Regions from separate parts of the Homo sapiens genome. Here region 1 is linked to region 2. Evidence: chromatin loops called from intact Hi-C (ENCODE). Cell type or tissue: MCF 10A. All regions are shown on one strand. Each heading gives the region's core, and the rest is flanking DNA. Links, peaks and the distances in the headings are about the cores only. Region 1 has its middle 27 kb from the start of PEX5L. Region 2 holds the start of TTC14-DT (TTC14 divergent transcript).

Region 1 (12,285 bases), core at 4,379-9,378, 530 kb after region 2:
ATCATAAGGAGAAATTTTCATTGCCTGCATGCTGAAATGCCAGGAACTTAAACCATGATGAGGTATTATCTCATGGATTTTACAATACCCTGATGAAATAGGTAGGGTATGATTATATTTATTTTCCAGAGGAGCTAAAACCAAGTGAAAGTGATGGACTTGCCCAAAGTCAAAGAGCCAGTAAGTGATACGGCCAAGTGGTGAATCTAATGCCACACAGCCAGACTTTAGCACACAGCCAGACTTCATTTTTCCCAGACTCTGCTCAGACTTTGAAACCAGGGCTCAATCCACAGAGTAAGTCCAGGTTGGCCCACAGAAATAAGCCAGAGAAAAGATGTTCTTTCATTCCTGGCTGCATTAGAGGTCATCTCTGAGGGCTTAGCTGAGCTATGGTGGTGGTAAAGACTTCTGACCCAAGTATTTTATGCTAAAGAGTCCTGCTTTAAAACAGCTAAGAGTTTATTCTCATTAGTAAGAGCAGCACTTAGCTGCTGAACCCACAACTGCTCCTCATTAATGTTTCATATTCTTAATTAGGATTAATTTACTAGTAATCTCTAAAGAAGGCAGTAAATAAGGGGTATGTTCTGAAATAATCTTACTCCTAAATAGATAAGCCATGAGTATTCTAGGACAGCCTTCTACCCATCTTGGGATGGGAGGACCAGGGCACAGTTCTGAATTAGTGAGAATCCCTTCCCCAGCAACAAAACAAAACAAAACAAAACAAAAAACATGGTTTATTTTCCTTAATAAATCAGAATCGTATGCCTAAATCACTGCTTTAAAATGTACATTTCACGTAACCCTCCTTAGAGAGTCTAATTGCATAGTCCATGTGTACAGATCAAAAAAATCTGCATCTTTAACAGGCGCTGCAATTGATTCTGTTCTAGGTGCTTGAGCCATACTGTATAAGCACAGGTCAAATCTATAAAAGGGGAAGCTAACATTCATATACATAACAACACATCTATATATAATATGGAACTATATTTAACAGAGATAATATAGTTGCAACCATATTAATATCTATAAAGCGCTATATTTAACAGAACTACAGTGATGAAACAAAGGCAGAGCCAACTTTGACCTGAAAAATTCAGGGAGGAACCATAAGCTTTCCTTTTTCAACAATGTTTTTACAATTTTATTTCCACAGTTCCGTGCAAGTCGATTAGTTAAATACTTCTCCAGCATCTACCACAAGCTGGTACCTAGATCTCTGCCCTCTCGTTCATTGAGTCTCATAAAGGAGACAGATGCAGATCTATACAAATAACTCCAATACAAAGGTGAATATAATCACAGAAAACCAATATGATAATAGACTAAAGAACATGCCTGAAATTTTCATTTGTTAGAAATAAGTGCTTGAAATCTGTTACAGAAATGTGATCCCTGAAATAACTAACACATATTGGCATTGTCCTTGATATCCATATGTTCATCAAATATTAAATGGATAAACATAGTAGGCTGTCGAATTAGCTGTATAACTTATCACAAAGTGTCTTGGTTAGTTGGTTTTCAATTTTTATTTGCGATGCACTCTTTTTGCAAACATTATATTTTATAAGACTACCTACCTACATGTATACACATCTCTTATACACACTGCCAAAAGTAGTCTTGAGCACTTCCTGAAGAAAGGTCTGAAAAACACTATCAAGAAAGGAGGAAAAACAGAACAAAGAGAAAGAGTAGAAAGCACAGAATAAGTTCGTAGAAATAAATCCCCGCATATTAGTAATTATGTTAAATATAAATGGACTTACTTCTGCTTCCAGCCAAGATGGAGTAAGAGGGCCACCAGGTTTACTCTATCTGCTTTAAACAACTAGAAAACCATAAAAAATACACGAAACTGGTTTTCAGATAATGGGAAAGAAATAGCACAGGACTGTGATACAGGGAGAAGGAAAACAAACACTATTGTACCAGATTACTACCTAGAGGCAGTTTCCGTGCTGTAAGTTGCAGAACAAGAGGAAATCCAAACAGAGCCCTTTAATCTTGATTAGGTGAGGAGACAGAAGTTGAAGTTCAGAGAGGTCACAGTTACTAGAAATTATGAGGAAGAGTACTGTAGAGAAGAGAGGCTGGACAGAAGAGAGAGAGCTCCAAAGATCTGCAGAGGGACACCCTTGAGTCTTTGGCTGAGTACTGATATGTACATATATGAGACAAAAGAAAATATGGTAATAGGACCCAATGTGAGGCATTTGGTAATATGTAGAAGGAGTCACAGAACGTCACACACTTTGACCCAGGGAAACCTTACTTCTGAAAAATGTTATGTACATCCACACATCCAGAGCTGCACTGCACTATTTATAATGGGGAAACCTTGGAAGAAGTCTGTCTAAAAATTATGTAATAATTACATACACCAGATTACATAAAACTAGATGATAACTCAGGGTTCTTAAAACCAAAGAATTTATGAACCCCACTGCTGTACATAGATTTTACAGGCATATATATTTGGGGGGTGCGGGCTGTATCAGTTGTTCTTAATCCTGGACACATTAGAATCATCTTTTTTTTTTTTCCGCTGGTGCCTGGGCCCCATTCCTGACTAACTAAATGTGAATTTCTGAGGATGAGGCCTGGACAGTGATCTTTTTAAAGCTCCCATGTTATTCTGAAGCACGCTGAGGGATAAGAATCACTGGTGTAGAAGTTTCATTATATTTCTCAAAGAGATTTTTATCTAAAACATAAGAATTATTTTTGTAGATAAAAATAGCATATAATAATTTAAAACGTTTGTTACAAAAGTTATGTAAACACATGGTGAATTGCTTATAATGTTTTAAAAAGTACAATGCTAAACTTTTTGTATATAGTAATAACTACTTAAAGAACATATTTAAAGGTAAAAATACTAGAAGGAAATATGACAAAACATTGCAAAGAAAGGTTTTACTCACTCATGAGTATTCTCTTTATTTTCCAAATTTTCTGATTCATATGCTGGGGGAGGTGGGCGTCTTTGAAGGACATACAGCAAGTATTGGTTTAAGAGACCCTACTGCATTGCCCTCCTGTAAGGCCCTCCAGGATTCTTAGCCTCCTGGCATTTCCCTTTCAGACTCAGGATGCCACTGAGTTATTGCTTGGCCTGCCTCAATCTGAGTGCTATCTTGTTAAAACGAAAAAATAGGATGGTCTAACTCAAGGGTTCCCTGTAGGATGTCTGCCTTTAACCTCTGCCCTGCCAGTGTGACTTGTAATCTTTCAGATGTCTCAATCAGAGATTTCATATCCAATATTTCTTTGCGGTCAATATTACAGACTAGCTATTTTTCTTCCCTGAAGAAACCTAAATTGAAAGATGAACATTTTGGATCCTAAACTCTTTTCCCAGAAAACATGGAAAGTCTCCTTGTGTGGAAGCTAGAAAATAGCTGACGCTAACCATAGCAAGGCACAAAGCATGCAACTTTTAACTACTGTAAGACTAATGGACTGATTATAACCTTCTTTCCTGCTGGGCCCCAAGAACCTGCATACATTCTTCTTTTTCAGAAGTTGGGTAATAGCCCCTATTGTTTCGTCTTTTAATTTCATAAAATGGCAAATCCCTGTAGTCTTTAATGATTTAGCCAAGTAAGCAATTACTGGAGATTGCTAGATCCATCTGCTTTTCCCCAATAGATTTGAGAATAAGAATGAGCATGTTCAGTTTTCATTCTTCCAAAAAGTCAATCAAACTCCTACTATTTTGTAAGGTCATTGAATACCTCCTGCAGGCTCCTTCTAGAACTCTCTGTGGAAAGTTTCTTAAAACAGCAGTCCTAGGCTAGCAGTATTAATCAGGTCTCCTTTGGTTGCAAATGGCAGATGCTTCTCCAACTAGCAGAAGCCTCTCAAACTAGCTTATGCAACAACAACAAAAAGGAGGAAACACTATTTAATTGCTCACATAACTCAAATGTCTACAAGCAGGCTGGATCCAAGAGGTCATCAAACATCTCTCTTGTTCTCTCAGCATTACTTTCCTCTGTGTTGATTTCACTCACCACAGGCTCACCCAAGTGGAGGCAAAGATGGCTGCCCCCACCCAGCTGCTCCAGATCATGTCTTCCCTACATGCGATCTCAGAAGGAAATAGGTTCTCTCCCTCCAACATCTGCATCAGTTTTTGCAGAAATATTTGTCTGTACTTAGATCACACACAGCCTGTGTGGTAAAGGCTTAGCATATACTCTCATATTTGGCCAACCTAGATCAAACACCTCTCAAAAGAAATAAGATATTATGGCTAATGATCTCACCAGGTGGAGGGAACACTTGTCCACCATACAAGGTGGAGGGTGTACTTGACACCATACTGTACATCTAAACAATAGATACCCATTTAAACTTAACAAAAACAAAATGGAGACAGAGAGAATTTTAGCTGAAAAAAAGAATTTTAGTAATAACTTGTCTCTGAATAATGGACATAATACAATCAAGGAAAAGACTCAAAAAGAAATGTAAGGAACAACAAAAACTGAGATTAAATAATCAAATGATCAGATTTCAATTCCCTTTATCCTTTACATTCTTCTCTGAGTTATTATTTTATAATGGTTTGCAGTATTGTATAGTACTTCAGTGTGTCTTTAAAATTTTTGACTTCTCAGTGCATTGCGTGTTAACCAGTGCCAATAAAGAGTTACCTTGTCTAATTTGTACACTTCTATAGTTTTTTATGTCAGAAGGGAAAGTCCAAAACCAATATTGTAGTAATAGCTGGACATGAATGTCTTGTTAAACATTTTTGAAATGAATAAAGAAATATATCTTGCCCAAACTGGGAACTATTATTTTTAAAGTATGCTTTATTAATCAGCCTCCTGGCAACTTCCTATGTGCTCATTACCTATCATGTGTCTCATTCCCTAGAAAAACTCCTATTAACATATTAGGATAGTTGCATTTTCAAAAATTATTCTTTAAAGAGAAAAGCCTTAAAAATCAAAAGAATAAATATTTAAGCTCTCATGCACCTCTATTAACTTATTTTTAAAAACCTAATGGACAAAGAATGCTCCTTTTGATCCTCAAATTGCTCCCTCTCCATTTTGCCACACATTTTGCCTATAGTGAAGTCATCTCTGATATCAAATACATACTTACCATCTTAGTACTGCACTTATAACACAAAAGAGCAAGTCTACACAGCTAACATCCTTTCTAACTTCATCATCATCTTCTTCAAATGATGGCTTTTTTCTTTTGCTTTTATAGTTATGTTCTTTTTTTTCCTTATTACTACTAATAATTAACAGAGAATATAGGAAGAGTTACAAGAAGTTAACAATACTTATATTTCATAAAAGCATTGTCACCATGTGATTATAATCTTTTCCTTCTGAGTTATGACACCTGCTCATTTGCATTCATACACTATATTCATCCAACAAGCAGGTGAAGAGCACCAGGTATAAGAGAAACATATGAAGAATAGAAGATTTTGCCTATAATCCTCTGTCTGTCACTAACTAGCTGTGAGACCATATGTGATTTCATTTATGCATCTTTGGTGCCTCGGTTTCACCTATATGATGGTGAGGGTGGACTAAAGAATTACAGTATCTAACACTTACTGAAGATTTGTTCTGTACCTAATACTATGCCAAGAATATAGTTAATGTCATTTAATCTTCACAGTAAGTCTAGGGAAGGAGTATTATTATTATCCCATTTATGCTCAAAAACTGAGTTTCAGCATCATTAAGGTTCTTGACCAAGCGGTAAATAGAAGAGCCAGTATTAGACTTAACCTTTGTTTGACTCCTAAGCCTAAGCTGGTAACCCCCATAATTTCAAGTGCAACAGATTTCTAAACAGTCTTCTCCATACTAATAAATTTAACATCCTATTGAGAAAAAGCTTACATGCAATCTGGAGAACCTCATAGCTCCTCCTTCTGTTGAGCATAATTAAGGCTTGTACTGTGTTTGCATGTTGTCTGTCAAATTTAGTTCCCAAGCAGAAACTTCATCTAACACAACATTCTGCCTAGAGGTTCACACATCTGTTTAATGATAGGAACTTTGCCATTAATATTTATTTGTCATGAGTTCAATATATATTTAACAATCCTGAATGCTAAAAAAATTTCCATATTGCTTAATGCTATTATATATGGATTTAAAAGATTATGTGTGTATATGTATGTGTGTATATATATATATATATATGCCCACAAAAGCCTCATTTTGGCATAGTCTAATTTCTATATAGACTTTGCTCACAGTATATATCTCTAGCAAAGATCTACTCCAGTTCATTCATTCATTCAGTGAGTGAGTGGTTGGCATTTAGTGAATATTAGGCATTTTATTTGCCTAGCATTGTGTTGAATGCTAGGGAAATAAAACAAAGATGATCTCAGCCTTCTGGAATGTATGGTATAGTATACTGGGGTTTGGCATATAGGAAAGTAAATAGACAATTACAATGTGTTATAAGTAGTATGGGTTAAGTACACCAGAGGGAGCATCTAAGTCAGGATTGGAGATCAGAAAAGACGTTCTAAGCAAGTGATATCACAATGAGAGCTGAAGTGTTCTCATAAATTAGCCAGGTGAAGAGCAAATGAAAGAGAATTTCAGAGAGACAATGATGTTCAAAGACTTAAAGATTAAGGAAACAGAGAAAGGCATTATTTCAAAAACTGAATATAATTCAGAATGATCAGATTACCAAAGAAGAGTGGTGAGAAATGAGATTTAAAGGTCGGTAGGTATCATTTTAAAGGGCTTTATAATACATGGCAAGGCATTTGGGAACTTTACCAGGAGACAACTGAAAAGATTTAAGTAGTGTCATGAGATGATCAGATTTGCATCATAGAAAGGTCATGTTGGCTTCAGTGTAGACAGCAAATTACATGTGGCAAGAATGGGCTGAGGGAGAACATTTTTGTCAAAAATGGCCTTCAACTACTGAAAAGGTAAAGATGGGAAATGAAGATTACTTATCTCGAACGACACTGTTCCTAAAGAAGATAGTGATGGAACATACCTCACTGGTGGAACCAGATCCTGTGAGGGAAATTACCATTCTGGACTAGTCAGTAAAATTTATACAATCTTATATGGTGACCTGGGCACATATACCACAATACTACTTCTGTGGAAAATAACCAGGAAAGAGGGGCCCTGAAAGGTGGTAAGCTAATCTCAGCTGATACAACGTTTCTGAAAAAGCTGCTTTCATTAAAATGGACCAGAGACCTGGTGATACACTCTTAATTTAATGTTCCAATCTAGTAGCTTTCACTGCCCACAGCACAGAATCCCCCCAAAGTCTGGACTTATTGGTTGAGTGAAACAATTAGAGAGACTGTCCACCAAATTTCCTAACTGCAAAAAATGGAGATTATTCCAAGGAATTCTGATTCCCCATTCAAGAAAGAGGCACTTGGATGTTGGCCAAAGCACACCATTGTGATGTTGCAAGATTGTCTGGTACAGATGTAGAAGAGAAAGGACATTTCATTGAGAGCCTTAAACATCTGGCAATTAACGTTATCAGTGCCTCAAACAATATTTTAGACCCAGTGGCATTTAAGGGTGTTGTGAACCACAAGACTATGCAGGTCAAATTTGTAACCAACTTTCAAAGGAAGGAAAAAAAATCTAAGGTGTTAAAGCTGAAGACTTTCTTACAGAAGATCACAGTAAAAAAAATAAAAATAAAAATAAATTTTTTAAAAAAGGAAGTAAGTAAATAATGAGTATCTTCTTTCTTCCAATGAGGTCTAAACAATTGGGGAAAAAATTGAGAGAAGTTGAGGTTTTAGTCTTCAGCAAGATCTGGAGTCCAGGAAGTCTAATTCCCAGGTAAGGGCTGATCGTTACCACTTTACTAATGAGCAAAGCAAAATATAGAGTCGATTTCCTCTTAGGAAAATAAAAAATACTGACTAAACTAGAACAAAGCCAAAAATGGCCCAAGAAAGTACAAATTTTAACCATTTTATATGTTGAAGCAGAAGGTGGGATAAATTGTGCAGGGAAAGGAGTGAGGATAGTAGGCTAAAATTTTCCTCAGTAAAGGTTCCGGCATAGCTACCAGGCTGAAGAAGAAAGGAAGGGTCACCAAAGTAACTTCCTCCACTAAAGACAAAAGATAACAAATAGTCAGTGAACCAGATATGACTTATAGACATGTTTCCTTTGACCTAAAAAACATCTTCTTAAACATTAAGTCAATATTTAAAAATGGGGGGCTTTAATACACACACACACACACACACACACACACACACACACACAGACACACACACACACACACCAGTCCTAGAGCAATATAAAGGTTTAGAAACCCTGAGTCTATGTTCCAGCATGGCGGTGCTTATTCAGAGTTCTTGAGATAGGTTCTATGCTACCCCAACTGACGACATTTTCCACCCAGGCTGCTCTACTCAATTACCTTACCTCTCTAGTACCTGTATATGTCTGTGACTTCACCACAGGACAGGGCTATATGACTTCACCCTAGTCATTTTTCAGATAAAGTGTTAAAACCATAGTCCTATAATTGAACTGCTAATGAAATCCTTCCACATAAACTAGCTGCGAGTATCTTAATGAGTTAATGTGATGGAGGATGTCTGCCAAGAAAGATGACTTTGGCTTGGGAGCAACGGATTTTAAATCCTTTTTTCTGAAAATAAGTATGTCTTGTTGGCTATTGTCTACTCAGGGAATTCCTAGTTTACGACAATACAATCACGTTCTCAATTTAAAAGGGAAAGCTTCTGTTTCTGTAATTTATAGCAAGGAGCATTTATAATTCATGCAAAAGTGGTTTAAAGTTATTAAGATAAAAGTTAAAGAGAAAAATGAAGATGCCTGAAAAAATTCCCTGTTTTATGCTGCTTTGCCTTGTCATCTTAAAATGATTACTTTATCCTATCTGAATTCTCAAGGTGGTGTTATAAATAATGTGAAGAACACCTTTGTAATCATCTCCTTAAATTTCTAAAAGTAGGATAATATCCTGGGTCAAATAGTTTGCTCACTTTACAATTTGATATATAGACTAAATTACTTAAAGAAAGAACTACCCATGTAACTCCCATCAATAAATCATGAGTTATTATTTCCCTACCCCTTCATTAATAATGAATTTTGTCAATATTTTTAACCTATACTCATTCAAAAGTGAAAGTATATTTTATCATGCATTCTGCACTGATGGAATTATTAATGCAGTTAGATATATTTTTCATGTTTCCTGGAAATTTGTATTTTTTTCTGTTCATCACCTTTGTACGACCATTGTCCATTCTTCAATGGGGATATTAATTCTTTTTCTCATTGTAGGTCTCACTTTTTTCTCCTGATTCATGAATCTGTAATGTTTGTAACATTAATATTTTGCCACTTTTATTGCCTAGAAATCAACTTTGTTTGATATGAATATCATTACTTCCTACTTTCTTGTTGCTTGTATTTGTCTGATACCCATTTGTCATACGTATCTAGCTATAAGTTCCTCCAACAAACACAGTTTTTCTGTTCTCTTAAATAAGGTAAGCTCTTATTTTACCCTTCTTCTCCCAATGTTTCCTGGTTTTGTTAACTAGGTTCTTTTGCTCCGCTTTAAGAGTAGCACTCATATAAAATTTTTTTTTTTTTACATGTAGTTGCTAATTGCATATGCCAATATGTTTCACCAATTTCTGAACTCACTGTAGGTCCTTGAATCCTACTTTTTCCCTTTCTCTATTCCATTTTAGCAGGTTTTTATGTAAGAATCTATGAGTGGTAAACTTTCTTGGTCTTTATGTGTTGAAAACAATGATTTATTTGGCATTTAGTCTCGAAGGATATTTTAATAGGATATAGAATTCTAGCCTAACTGTTATTTTCCCTCAACTATTTGAAGACATTCCTTTGTCTTCTGAGAACTCTGGCTGCTGATGAGAATTTTTGCTCTTCTTTCTGGTTATCTTGCTCTTTGATTTCCTGAGGTCTCACTCTACTTTTCCTATTAAATGACTGGTGAGTGTTATGGTTGGAATTGTGTCTGCCTCAAAAAGATACGTTAAAGTCTGAACCTCCTAGTACCTCGGAATGTGACTTTGTTTGGAAACAGGGTCTTTACGGGAGTGACCAAGTTAAAATGAGGTCATTGGGATAGATCCTAACCCAATATGACTGATGTCCTTATTAAAAGGAGAAAATTGGACAAAAAGGCAGACATGCATAGGAGAACAACAACATAAAGAGATAGGAGACAATGCCGTATGAAGATCAAGGCAGAGATCAGGGTGGTGCGTCTACAAGTCAAAGAGCACCACGATTATCAGCAAGCTCCACTTGCTCTAGGGTCTCCTTTCAAGTACCGGTATTTATTCAATAAGTAAGTGGGTGGATTGGCCCATTTCCTAGATTTGAATCTGTGCCTGCTTCTGGTAATTCTGTCTCTCAAAATACTCAGCTCTGTGCAATCTGTAACCCAGGAAATCATTGGCTTCGGCTTTTTACAACCTCCTTTCATAAATTATGAAGCTCCAACACAGCCTCTGTTTTTAAGCAGTAAGCCTGGCCCCAGTTTCCTGCTTTACATGGGCCACCATTAGTCCCTGTTACTCCATCCCAGCTTTGCCTAATTCTGGTCCCAAAATTTAGCAGGCTTATAATTTACTATTTTTAGTTTTCTCTTACAATTTCAGATGCATAGATAAATTTTTAGTTCAGCCATGTCTTTTCAATTTTTTCATTTTAGAGTTTATCATTGCTATATATTTAGAATGGCAAGTGAGGACTCAAACATGAAATCATAACCACATCTTGAACAGAGGCTGTGGATTACTTTCCAACTCTAATCCTTTATGAGTCATTCTGAGTTAACTACTGTTAACACTGTTCCCAGAGCCCAGTGCAGAGAACTCTGTTGGCCTGGAATGGCCCATCTGAACCATTCCTAGGCTATAAGTAAATTAGGCTTACACAGCTTTTGAAAACTAAGGCTAAGATAGGCTCTATCTTTTTCCCAGGTTGATAAAATATACACATTCCAGCACCAAGTGCAGTATAAACAAACAAACATAGATAATAATTTTTCCTTAATTCTGAATGCTGATCTGGATTATTTTACTTCCATAATGCTGAAACAAAGTTCTTTGTATTTACCACCTCAACATTACAGACAGGAAACAAGAAAAAAGAGACATATCCATTAGCAATAATCTTTTAACTTTTATTATACATGACATGCCTCACTAGCAAGCCTACTTGTTGCTGTGGTATCTGACTAAACAAGATCAACTCTCCTCTTTCCTGGAGTGGAAGAAGTAATGAAGAGAAGCTTTAAACTCCTTCCTTGAAGACTAACGCCTGTTTTCTTCAAAACCTTCTAGTGTTATTCCATTATCTTCTAACTTCTAGTAAAGCTGAAAAGACTTGGGTCATACTCATTTGTTCCCCATGATAGATGTCTACTTCCAATGTCAAGATAGCTATAGAATGCTTTATTTTTCATTGAACTTCACTAAGGTTGTATTCCTTGTTTACCTTGGTATGGCTTGTATTTTTCCTTATGCTATGAGCTAGAAACCTAGTGTTGAAGCCCATAGTTCTTAATTAATCATTCACTTGCTGGAAGTTGTGTGAAGAGTATCTCTGGGGAAATTTTTATCTACCTACTTCTATGTAAATTTGTTGAGCACCTTGCTCTGAGAGCTTTCCATAATCTCTAAAGAAAGGACACCTTATACCATATTTTCTGTTCCCCAGCTTTGGACTCCCTAATCAGCCTTTTACAGATTTCACTAAGTAGCTACAAATCTATTTCCCTCCTCCACTGAGTATTATTCACAGTTATCTTTTTAAGCTTAATCTTGTCTCCAATCATGCATCAGATTCCCATTAAAACCCCATCTAGGCAGTTAAAATGGTAGCATAATATAGTTTTTCTATTAGATTTGTATCTCTTGTGTTCTGTGGGAGAAGGATGAGTCTCAAGTGAGCCATTTCCTTTTGTTCTCTCACAGCTCTCTTTCACCACTGGAACTTCCATACTCACTTACCAATTCAAAGCTTAGCATCCTCAGCTGTCTTATCTGACAGATTTGTAATATGACTATAGCCATGCACCTAGGGTATTCCTAAAGCTGAAGTTTGGCCTCTGTTTATGTTTTTGATATTTTTGTTATTCACTTCCATTAATTCTAGGCAAAGGCACACATTATGCAAATGTGTCCTGACTCTATACTCTTTTTCATAAATTTATGAATAAAGTGAGGTTTAATTTAGCAATTTATAA
Region 2 (12,285 bases), core at 4,891-9,890:
GACGCCTCCAACTCAGATAGGAAAGCTCAAGGGATTTTTAGCTAAGGAATCTGCGCCTCTACCAAGCAGTGCCAGAGAAAAAGTTCAGCCCGCATCCCGCATTGCACAACCCAGGAGCGCCCCCCGTCCACCCAGCCCAAGACACCAGCGCGCGATCGTCCTGTGCTCACGGCCGCGGCTCCACTTCCTCTAGACGCAAACCCGGGGCTGCGGTAGTGGCTGCCAGAGCTGCGTCCCCTCTTCCGTGGCGCAGTGGCACCAACGTCTCATTACCTGCCCTGCAACGGGTGCTGGGGCGGCGGGCCCCGGGCTGGCTCGGCGGCCGACCCCAGGAGGCTACGGAAGTGTGGATTGTCCTGCTGTTCGCTCCGAAGTAGAGAGAGCAAAGACGACCCGTGGCAATTTAGCGACTGCCGCAAAAGGTCCCGGTCCATGGCTAGAGAATGCAGGGCCCGGAGGCCGACGGGCTGATAGTTCCCTGTTCCGTGTCCGCTACTTGAGCCGGGTGGTACAGGAAGCGGAAGAAACTGTCTGGAGGCTGCCGGAAGTACACAGACAGCACAACCAGTTACACCCGGAAGTGTTCTGGGGTCGCCCCCACGGCGGCGCGGCGGAGCTCAGCCTCGATCTCGCGAAACCGAGCGAGACTACGGAAGGCCGAAGGATTGGGCTCAGCATTGCTTGGGCTAAAGGCTGACTAGGGCTTCCAGGAAGTGATGTATGTGAGAAGTTTGCTTTTTAAAGTGTACGTGGGATCGTTATTACGTCGAAATAGCTCGAGCTGTAACCTAGGGTAAATAATAATTCCTTTTCGTATTCATCAAGGTGCTTCTAAGTGCCAGTGCCAGGGTAAGAACCCTATACGAGTCTCCAAGCTTCTTCCCTCGACGTACTCTCTGCGTAAATCAATACCTGTGTCTCTGGCGTAACCCCATTCAACCGGCTGCTCCGGGAAGGTTTCCAGGTGGTTTTAAGGGCAGAAGAAAGGAAGGACACGGACATTTGTTAAGCACCTGGAGTGGTGTTCTCCATCCATACCCCATTTACTGTTAGTGATTGTGAATTCTAAAACCAGGATGGCTTTAATGTCTCCACACGTGCATATGCCATTCAAGTTTTACAATAACTAATGAACACATGCATTTCTTATTTAGTTTATCTCAATGGTTGCTCAAAATTTAGTGTCTGTGGGACTTACTGTATAGTGGTATGTACGCAAAAGTCAATATACTGTTCTTATGGACAATTCAAGTGATTTTCAAAGGGAATTTCAACTTAGGTCCCCCATCCCCTTACTTACTGACTTGAGAACCTAACCACTATGGTAGCTATTGTACTTTTTCATTTTAGAAAACGAGGAAACATGCTCAGAGAGTCCCAGTAAATTGCTCAATGGCACACAGCTAGTAAGAGGCTAGAGTTAGGATTCCAAACGAAGTATTAATTGGTCTTCTCAGGCAGAGTTGCTGGATTGAGTATTTTATCATATGGAAGGTCTAACTAACCCTAATTTTGAGATCATGTAGCTTCGTTTTATTCCAGTATAAAATTTGTACCATTTAAATATGTTCAGTGTAAATAGTTCAGTATAGTCCTCTTGAACAGAAATAAACGGTGACAGTTAGTCTCTCCACTTCCCACCATGTGTCTTTGAGGAAATCAACTTGCCTTTCACTGTGTTACCACTTTTGTATAGGAGATCTAGCCCAGAACATAATCGATACTGCCACACTGTTTTGTGGAAAACCCAGGCAAATAGGTAAACAGTTTGAGACTTGAGAAAATGCAACAAACAAGAATGCAACTGTAAAAGATAAATTTGGGTTAGGCACGGTGGCTCACACCTGTAATCCCAGTACTTTGGGAGGCCGAGGGTGGATCACTTGAGGTCAGGAGTTCAGAGACCAGCTTGGCCACCATGGCCTAACCCCGTCTCTACTAAAAATACAAAAATTAGCCGAGCGTGGTGGCTCATGCCTGTAGTCCCAGCTACTCGGGAGGCTGAGGCACGAGAATCTCTTGAACTCCGGAGGCGGGGGTTGTAATGAACTGAGATCGCGCCACGGCAGTCCAGCTTGGGCGCCGGAGGGAGACTCCGTCTCAATAAATAAATAAATAAATAAATTTCAAGCTTCTATAGGCATATCAACTTTAATAAATGGTACAGACTGACTTGTTTTAAGCCATAACTCTAGAGAATGGTTGTTTTTAGGAAAGAGTGCTGTCACTGAAAAGGAAAGCTGACCACTAAAAATTATTATAGACATCTTGATAAGTATGTGATTTGTGTTAGAGTCAATCTGTGATCAAGGACCTCATTTTTTGGAGGGACTAAGAAACCGGTGTCTGAGAACCAGACACCAAATAGTGTTACTTAGCCTGGGAATGTCACCTTCTGAGGCCATTCTTCAGTAGCACATGGTTTTATCACTATGGGATCTGTCTATACTTCTTCCTAATTCCAACACTAGGATAACCCTCCCCCACCTCATACCTTGAACATCTGAAATGGCCGTGAACATAGAAAGCAGCTCCTTTTAGGGGGTAAACAGCATTTATCAAGAGTGATATTTTTCGTATAGTAGTGACAGAAGAAATGCACTTTAAGCAAATGTACTCAAAACTCAGCGTGGGATTTTCTGTCTTTGGTTAGTTCCTTATGTGAAAGTAGCCACATTAGTTGGGTGCCGAAGGCAGTCTTATTCTTTACTTCCGGAATACTACTCCCATTGCAGAGGATAAAGCCTTTTACAATTACAGGTGTATTTGAGTTCATTTTCTTTTGAGACAGACACCCCTTTGACTTTGAAGGGGACAGGGCACTGGATCTTTGACATGGGATTGGAGGGAGTGAGGAAAGGAAATGGGACTAGGTTTGCTTCTCATTTTAGAAAAACTAGTCCCACATGTGGGGCCTCTCAAGTGGGCGACGAAGAAAATACTGTTTTTCTTTTTTACTTCTTGCCTTACCTTAAAAAAATCTTTTTCGAGAAACTTTTCCAGATTAAGCAACATAAATAACTAAATGAATATGTTGAGGAGAGGGACAGGGGAAAGTGTGGGATGGGGTTGGGGGAAGAAGGCAGGACATCTAAAGCAGTCAGATCTTTGATGTCTGGTTCCTGTGCCTATTTTTATTGTAAATGTTAAATTCAATTTCTAAATAAACACATATGTACATTATTTAATAAACACTCTAGACCCTAGAGATATAAAGGTGAAGAAAATAACTCTGGTTCTTGAGTGGCTCACAGTGCAACACAGGATTAGACATAAGAAGAAACAAATATGGCACAGTGGTAAGTGCTATTGTGGACACCTACTAGGGTGTCTGCATAGATTCCTCTTCTCTGTGAAGTGAGGTAGTGGGAGTTGCTGGGGGTAAGAGGAGAGAGGGGGAGGCAACTATGTGCAGTCCAGGCACAGAGGGCAATATGATTAAAGAAGTAGAGGTGTGAAAAAGCAAGATACATTCTGGAGACAGCAAGTGTGAAATGGAGGTAGGTAGGGATATTTTAATTATAGACATTTGGTTATGTAAGCGTGTCATTTCAGGTAGGCTATAGATTGGTGGGAAGAAACCCCTGGTGCCTCTCTGTGGGTACAACACACATACATACACCCACACACACAGAGTAAATTCCTGATTTCTTTAGCAAAGAACACAGAAACTTAGGTGAAACAAGGTAGCCACATAAAGAAGTGGGAGAAGCAGCATATCTCATTGTAGCTTTTCTTGGATCTCCCAAGTTTCCACAAATAACTTCTGCAGCTAGTGACATAATCTGCAAAAGATAAAGTCTTTTTTTTACATCTCGGAAACGTTTATAACCAATTGTTAAGAATCTACAAATAATCCATGACTTTATGAGAAATATTTATAGATAGATTGTTTCTGGTTCTTGATCCTGATGCCAACAGTTTCAACAAGGCCTCACCTTTAGCTGGGGTTAAGGTTGGAGTGTGTGTGTCAGGGATGGTGGGTACCAAATAAGGTCCTAGAAATCTATTATGATACTTCTAACTTTAATTTTTCAGTATCTTTTAAAGGCTCTCTTCTTTTTAGAAAAAATGGACTTTATTTTTTAGAGCAATTCTGGGTTAAAAGCAAAAGTGAGGAGAAAGTAAAAAGTTTCCCATGTATCCCCTGCCCCCACATATGCATAGCCTCCCTCATTATCAATATCCCCCACCTGAGTGGTACATTTGTTAAATTGATGAACCTACACTGACACCTCTCTATCATCCAACGTCCATAGTTTATCTTAGGTTTCATTCTTGGTGTCATATATTCTGTGGGCTTGGACAAATGTGTAATGACATATTCACCATTATAGTGTATTACAAAGTAGTTTCACCACCCTAAAAATCCTCTGTGCTCTGTCTATTCTTTTTCTCCTTGGAACCCCTGACAACCACTGATTTTTTTACTGTGTCCGTATTTTTGCCTTTTCCAGAATGTTATGTATCTGAGATCATATAGTATATAGCATTTTCAGACTGGCTTCTTAGTAATATGCATTTTGGTTTCCTCCATGTCTTTTCATGGCTTGATAGCTTGTTTATCTTTAGTGCTGAATAGTATTCAATTTGCTGGATTTATAAAACAATTTATCCATTATCCTATTGAAGGATATACTGGTTTCTTCCAAGTTTTGGCAATTATGAACAAAGCTGCTATAAACATACATGTGCATATTGTTGGTGGACATAAGTTTTCAACTCTTTTGCATAGGAGTGCAAATGCTGGGTTGTGTGGTAAGAGTATGTTTAGTTTTGTGAAAAAGCACCAAACTGTCTTTCAAAGTGGCTGTACCATTTTACATTCCCATCAGCAATTAATGAGAGTTCCTGTTGCTCCACATCATCACTGGTGTTTGATGTCAGGGTGCTGAAATTTGGCCATTCTAATAGATGTGCAGTGGTATCTCATTGTTATTTCCATTTGCATTCTCTTGATGATATATGATGTGGAGCATCTTTTTATATGCTTATTTGCCATCTGTATATCTTCTTTGGTGTGGTGTCTGTTAAGGTCTTTGGCCCATTTTTTAATTTATATATTTATTAAAATATTTTAATATATTTGCAAATATTTTGTCTTGGCCTGTGGATTATATTCTCCCAGTGGTATCTTTTGCAGAGTAGAAATTTTTAATTTTAATGAAATCCAGCTTATCAGTTTTTTTTTTCTTTTATGGATTATGACTTTGGTATTGTATCTAAAAAGTCATCACCAAACCCAAAGTCATCTAGATTTTCTTCTATGTTATTTTCTAAGAGTTTTATAGTTTTGCATTTTACATGTAGATCTATAATCCATTTTGAGTTAATTTTGTGAAGGATGTAAGACCTGTGTATAGATTCATTTTTTTGCATATGGATGTCCAGTTGTTCCAGCACTACTGGCTGAAAAGAGTATCTTTTTTCTCCATTGTAGTGCCTTTTTACTTTTGTTAAAGATCAGTTGACGGTACTTATGTATTATGTTGGTCTATTTCTGGGCTCTTTATTCTGTTCCATTGATCTACTTGTCTATTCTTTTGCCAATACCATACTGTCTTAATTACTATAGCTTTATAGTAAGTCTTGAAGTCAGGTAGTTCCAGTTCTCCAACTTCGTTCTTCTCCAATTACTGTCTTTATTTTCCTGAAAATAGTCCCTTTTTGTTGCTTAAGCCAGATGGAGGAAATCTGTAGTTTGGAACCAAAGGTTTTGACTAATACACTAAGAAGCCACCAACTAGTAGCCTCTGCTTTTTCTACTCTGCCATTTTAAAAACGAAGAAACAAATATGGAGAGGTTAATACATGCTTTTGTTTTTCAAAAACTAACTTTAGAATACATGTCGTCTAACTGTGTATCTAGTACTCTTTCTACCATTACCATGCCATTTAGAGGGTCAGTGAAACCATGCTCTTTAAGGATGTAGCTTTAAAATATATGTATGGAATTTATTTTATTAAAAAAAATTATGACATAGGTCAGGTATCCCTTATCTGAACTGGTTGGGACCAGAGTGTTTTGAATTTGAGATTTTAGAATAATTGCATATATATAATGAGATACCTTGGGGACTCAAGTCTAAACAAAAAATTCATTTATGTTTTGTATGCACCTTATACCCACAACTTGAAGGTAATTTTATTTTACCCTTGGGACGCTGAGTAAACATGGTGCCACGTTCCTACATTTTGACTGGGTTCTACCACATGAGGTCAGGTGTGAAATTTTCCATTTGTGGCTTCATGTGAGTGCTCAAAAAGTTTCCAACTTTGGAGAATTTTGGATTTTGGATTTTTGGAGTAGGGATGCTCAACCTGTAGTTAATTTTATGTGTCATCTTCACTGGATCAGGGGATGTCCAGATAGTTGGTTAAAGACTATTTTTGGGTGTGTCTGTGAGAGTGTTTCCAGATGACATTAGCATTTGAATTGGTGGGCTCAGTAAAGTAGATTGCCATCCGCAATGTAGTTGGTCATCATCAAATCCACTGAGGGGCCAGGATCTGTGGCTCATGCCTGTAATCCTAGCACTTCGGGAGGGCCGGGAGGGCGGATTGCTTGAGCCCAGGAGTTTGAGACCAGCACTGGCAACATGGCAAAACCCTGTCTCCACCAAAAATACAAAAATTAGCCAGGTGTGGTGTCACATGCCTGTAGTTCCAGCTACCCAGGAGGCTGAGGTGGGAGGATCGTCTGAGCCTGGGAGGTTGAGGCTGCAGTGAGCCTTTCCCAGCCTGGGCGACAGAGTGAGACCCTGTCTCAAAAAATATATATATATCAATTCAGGGCCTGAATAGAATAAAAGGCAAAAGTAGGGAAAATGTGCCCCTTTTTGGCCCCACTGTTTGAGCTGGGACATCTCATTTCATCTTCTTTTGCCCTCAGAGTAGGATTTATATCATTGGCTCTCCTTGGCCTTTGGACTCAGACTACATTATGCCAGCAGCCTTCCTGGGTCTCCAGCTTGCAGATGGCTGATCCCAAGACTTCTCAGCCTCCATAATCCTCTATAACTGTATGAGCTAAGTCTTCATCGTGTGTGTGTGTGTGTGTGTATGTATGTATGTATGTATGTGTATGTGTATCTCCTGTTATCTGTTTCTCTGGTGAACTCTGACTAATACAAATGTCCGTTATTATGTTATTATCTAAAGATCGCCTTGAACTCTTTTTTTTCCCATAATGGGGCCCCTTGATTTCATTCCTAAGCACATGGTGTAAAAGGTTTAGATTACAAATTTGCTACCATATAAGGTAGCCATCTGTGTTTAACACTCTATTCAAAGCTGTCCTGAAGTGACTCAAGGAAGAGTGAGGAATACTAAATGGAAAATATGGCAAACTCAGCCAAATGTCTATCCCTGTTGTTAGAGGAATAATTCAAACTGCAAGCCCTTCTGATAAGAGTTGGCACATCTTCATTCATTCCCATGGTTTTTGTTTGAAAAGATTCTCCCAGCTTCTATTTCTTTTTCATATCACAGACCAACACCTTTCTTCAAGAAAAAAAACATTGTCAGTCTAATCCACTTGAGGGTGCTGTAAGATCATCATGGTATCCAGTTTTATGTCCTTCACCAGAAAACCTGCTAACTAAACAAGGATTTAGGGATGGGGAACTGTGACCCTATTATATACAGTCATTTTGGGATAATTTTATGTCTAACACTGTCTCCACCTTTTAGTGACTGATAAATGTTTTGAGGATATTATTTTAATTTAAATCAGTTCATATCTCATTAGAATTGATTAACTTAGTAATCTTGAGTTATTTTTTTCTAAGAAGAAAGATTACTGATTTCAGTTTCAATTCAGCATGGTTCTAAACAGACCCAGAGGTGAATATTGCACAACTCCAGGACAAGAGGCCAGAGTAGTGATACACTATAATCCATCTTCAGGGTATGTGGTATTCCTGGAGATGTGCAACTTTTGATCAGTTGTAGTGACCATCTGCAGTGCTAGTCTCAGCTAGCATTTCTTTCATGTTTGTCTTTGTTTACAAAAAGGATGAGGAAATAGAATGAAGATATTTCAGATTAAATCTATCATGATTGTTAGAAAAAAAGTCAAAAGATGTGTGTAATACTGATATGGAATAGGTTAAGGTGTTTGTCATCAGGTTCTTGGTCATGACTGCTCATAAAGACACACACACATACACACACACACACCTCTTAGATTCTCAGATTCTTGTTTTGCAGCAATTTCTCAGAATGCTATATGGGAGAACATGTCAGGATTATCATCAAAAGAATTGAAAGTTTAATGCTCAATAAATAGTATTTGTCAGTACATTCTGGATTGCTTCGATTTTTTAAATGCAATTTAGACATTCCTTTAAAATGAAAGCAATTGGTCATCTTCTAATTTTTAAACACATTCTTTTTTGTTTTATTGACAGCAGCACTAAAGGAGAATTTTGGGGAGTAGAAATATATTAGTGGCTTAGTATATTGCCCTTCTTAATGGAATTCATTGGAAGATCCAGTATGTCAGGGAAATGATTTAACCTTGATCTGGACCACATTAGACATAGCCTTTGATTATCTGTAGACATAATGGTCAAGTTGCCAAATGCATTAATTTATTCATTTAATAAATATTTGAGGCTTAGGCTGTATTTTAGGTGTTAGGAATATAATAGTGAAAAAAATACACCAACCTCCCTGCCTCTATGGAGTTTATATTCTGGAGGGAGACATATGATGAGTAACAAATATAATAAATAAGTAAATGATATAGTGCATGTATTAGAAGGTGATAGATCCTATACAGAAAGAAGTAAGTCAGGGTAAGGGGCATTGGAAGTACAGGGGGGTGGGTGTGGTAGTTTTTTTAATTATTTATTTATTTATTTATTTATTTATTTATTTAATTTTTTTTTTTGAGACGGAGTCTTTCTCCAGGCTGGAGTGCAGTGGGTCAATCTCGGCTCACTGCAAGCTCCGCCTCCTGGGTTCGCGCCATTCTCCTGCCTCAGCCTCCCAAGTAGCTAGGACTACAGGCACCCCGCCACCATGCCCAGCTAATTTTTTGTATTTTTAGTAGAGACGGGTTTCACCGTGTTAGCCAGGATGGTCTCAATCTCTTGATCTCATGATCCGCCCTCCTTGGCCTCCCAAAGTGCTGGGATTACAGGCGTGAGCCGCCGCGCCTGGCCTGGGTGTGGTAGTTTTAAATAGTTACAGCAGATCTCATTAAGAGGGTGACATTTGAGCAAAGATTTGAAGTAGATGAGGAGTTAGTCATTCAACCTGTTTGAGGGAAAAGAGTTCCAGGCAGAGGGAACAACCAATGCAAGGGTCCTGAGACAGGAAGGTATTTGATGTATTTGAGAAATAGCAAGGAAGGCGGTGTGGCAGGAACAGAGTGAGCATGGAGGATGGACGTATGGGGCTTTGTAGGCCATTGCAAGAACTTGGCTTTTACTGTTAGTGGTTGGGAGTAGCTTCAGGGTTTTAAGGAGGAGGGCACATTATGACTTTCATTATAAAAGTATCACTTTGGCTGTTATCTAGGTAGGAATTGATTAAATACCTATTGCTCACAATAAAAGGGAGAAAGTTTTGTAGGATGTCTTCTTATTTCTTAGCAAACATAATTTCATTTTAAAATTTACCTATCATTGCATAGAATAAGAATATGAAGTTTCAATAGCTGCAAGAAGATTAAGAGTGTAGGGCCGGGCGCTGTGGCTCACGCCTGTAATCCCAGCACTTTGGGAGGCCGAAGCAGGCGGATCACCTGAGGTCAGGAGTTTGAGACCAGACTGACCAACATGAAGAAACCCCATCTCTACTAAAAATATAAAATTAGCCAGGCGTGGTGGCGCATGTCTGTAATCCCAGCCACTTGGGAGGCTGAGGCAGGAGAATCGCTTGAACCCAGGAGGCAGAGATTGCGATGAGTTGAGATCGCGCCGTTGCACTCCAGCCTGGGCAACCAGAGCGAGACTCTGTCTCAAAAAAAAAAAAAAAAAAAAAAAAAAAAAAGAATGTGCGCAATTATGAAATAGGGAGTTATCATAGTGGAAAGAGCTTAGCCCAGAAGTCCCAGCTGTATTTTGAGTAAATAATCTAATCTTCCATGCCTCTCTTGCCACCTTTAAAACTAAGGGATTGGATGAGATGAACTTTGAGATCTAACCCTTAACATTCATTGTTCTATGATGAACAGTTCAGGTGCTAAAACTGCATGTCTCTCTTTAAGTCAGTGTGCTTCTTTTTCTATGAAATCTGTATGAAGTTATTTTCCTATTGTATTGCAGTACTGGTAAGTGTGGCTTCCTACTGTGGCTGGTCTCTTTAAATGAATGAGATTCTTTACAGTTCCTTTAGTTGTAGTTAGAAAAGGGACCAGCCACAGAAGTCACAGGGGGAGATTGGCTGATCACTGTTTGGAAGTCTCAGTGTGGCAGTTCCATCAGGTAGATTGAGTTCTGGACACTGATCCTTAGTTTTTCAAGTGCAGAAATTCAAGTAAGGCTCGACATACTGATACACACTAACCAAATTAAACACTGATTTAGAAATCAAGTTGACAATGTATTAAGGGTGAACTGTAAGCTTGACATACTGATACACACTAACCAAATTAAACACTGATTTAGAAATCACGTTGACAATGTATTAAGGGTGAACTGTAAGCTCGACATACTGATACACACTAACCAACTTAAACACTGATTTAGAAATCACGTTGACAGTGTATTAAGGGTGAAGTGTAAGCTCGACATACTGATACACACCAACCAAATTAAACACTGATTTAGAAATCACGTTGACAATGTATTAAGGGTGAACTGTAAGCTCGACATACTGATACACACTAACCAAATTAAACACTGATTTAGAAATCACGTTGACAATGTATTAAGGGTGAACTGTAAGCTCGACATACTGATACACACTAACCAAATTAAACACTGATTTAGAAATCACGCTGACAATGTATTAAGGGTGAACTGTAAGCTCGACATACTGATACACACTAACCAAATTAAACACTGATTTAGAAATCACGTTGACAATGTATTAAGGATGAACTGTAAATGTTATGTGAATCAGAAACTCGTAGAAGTATCAATATATTCTCCGGTGGAAAGCCAACTTCAGTCAGAAGCTTGTTTGTGAGCCCAAAATAAGAACAAAAACAGCCTGTTGGGTATTTTTTAATGACTAATTTCATCAAACTATGTAATCTTATGCATTCATTTCCTCTGCATGTGTATTTCTTCTAAGACATAAAAAACTCTGCTTACCTGTCATCCTTTTCTTTCTCCCTTTAATCTCTCTTTCTTTATACACACACACACACACACACACACACACACACACACATACACACGTATATAATATATAAAATATACATGTATGCATATGTAAATATGTAACTGAATAATAGCAAATATATTGAGAATATGACTGCTGCTATGTGTGTATATGTTTGAAAACTGCTTTCAATTTTGTTTTAACTTTCTTAAGATGGAAGCCCAATATATAAAATAGACAGGAAGATACTGAGAACTCAACCAAGTAATATATTTTCCTTTTTGTTTCCAGCCCCCTCTCCCTCATACACAGCAAATGATGGCTGGAGAGGTTACCTTTAAGTCAGCAATCCCTAACCTTTTTGGCACCAGGGACCGATTTTATGGAAGACAATTTTTCCATGGACTGGGGCAGTGGGGATGGTTTTGGGATGATTCAAGTGCATTACATTTATTGTGCTCTTTTTTCTATTACTATTACATTGTAATATACAGTGAAATAATTATACAACTCACCATAATGTGGAATCAGTAGGAGCCCTGAGCTTATTTTCCTGCAGCTAGATGGTCCCCTCTGGGGATGATGGGAGACAGTGACAGATTATCAGGCATTAGATTCTCATAAGGAGCATGCAACCTAGATCCCTTGCCTGTGCAGTTCACAGTAGGGTATTCACTCCTATAAGAATCTGATGCCGGCTGGCTTGGTAAGCGGGGGTACCCGCGGGCCTCCCCAGACCACTGCGTCCTCCGTAGCCCACGTAGCCTTGGCACCGCGTGCTGTGGGGGTCCTAGGCCCTCCGCTGCAGGGCCGGGGCACCGGTGAGGCCGAGGGGCAGGAAGTCACCGCCCAGCCTGGCAGTGTGAACGTGCAAGTCGATCCCCTAACCCAGAAAGCCCCAGGTGTGGTCTGTACGGGCGGCCCTGCTCCTGTTTTATTTTTTCGGGACAGGGTCTCGCTCTGCCACCCGGGCTGGAGTGCAGTGGTGTAATCACAGCTCACTGC

The links. Peaks named below come from ENCODE experiments on the same cell type or tissue, not always from the same donor. Only the 100,000 strongest peaks of a DNase experiment are listed, where the experiment ranks them.
Region 1: it touches region 2 in a loop (3-fold over the local background); 2 of 110 quality-filtered maps call a loop at or near these places.

What each region holds. Positions count from the first base shown.
Region 1 is chr3:180,058,135-180,070,419 of GRCh38, reverse strand. No RefSeq gene overlaps it. Among named protein-coding and RNA genes, the nearest start is that of PEX5L, 27 kb to the right of the region's middle. In MCF 10A, for the core only: no CTCF peak of the experiment used is centred there; a DNase peak (open chromatin) is centred at 7,439.
Region 2 is chr3:180,590,411-180,602,695 of GRCh38, reverse strand. TTC14-DT (TTC14 divergent transcript) reads left to right here and starts at 583. Exons shown (of 3, transcript NR_183700.1): 1 at 583-793. TTC14 (tetratricopeptide repeat domain 14) reads right to left here and starts at 533. Exons shown (of 12, transcript NM_133462.4): 1 at 274-533. The coding sequence starts at 434. RefSeq lists an enhancer at 453-742. In MCF 10A, for the core only: a CTCF peak has its summit at 7,542; a DNase peak (open chromatin) is centred at 7,565.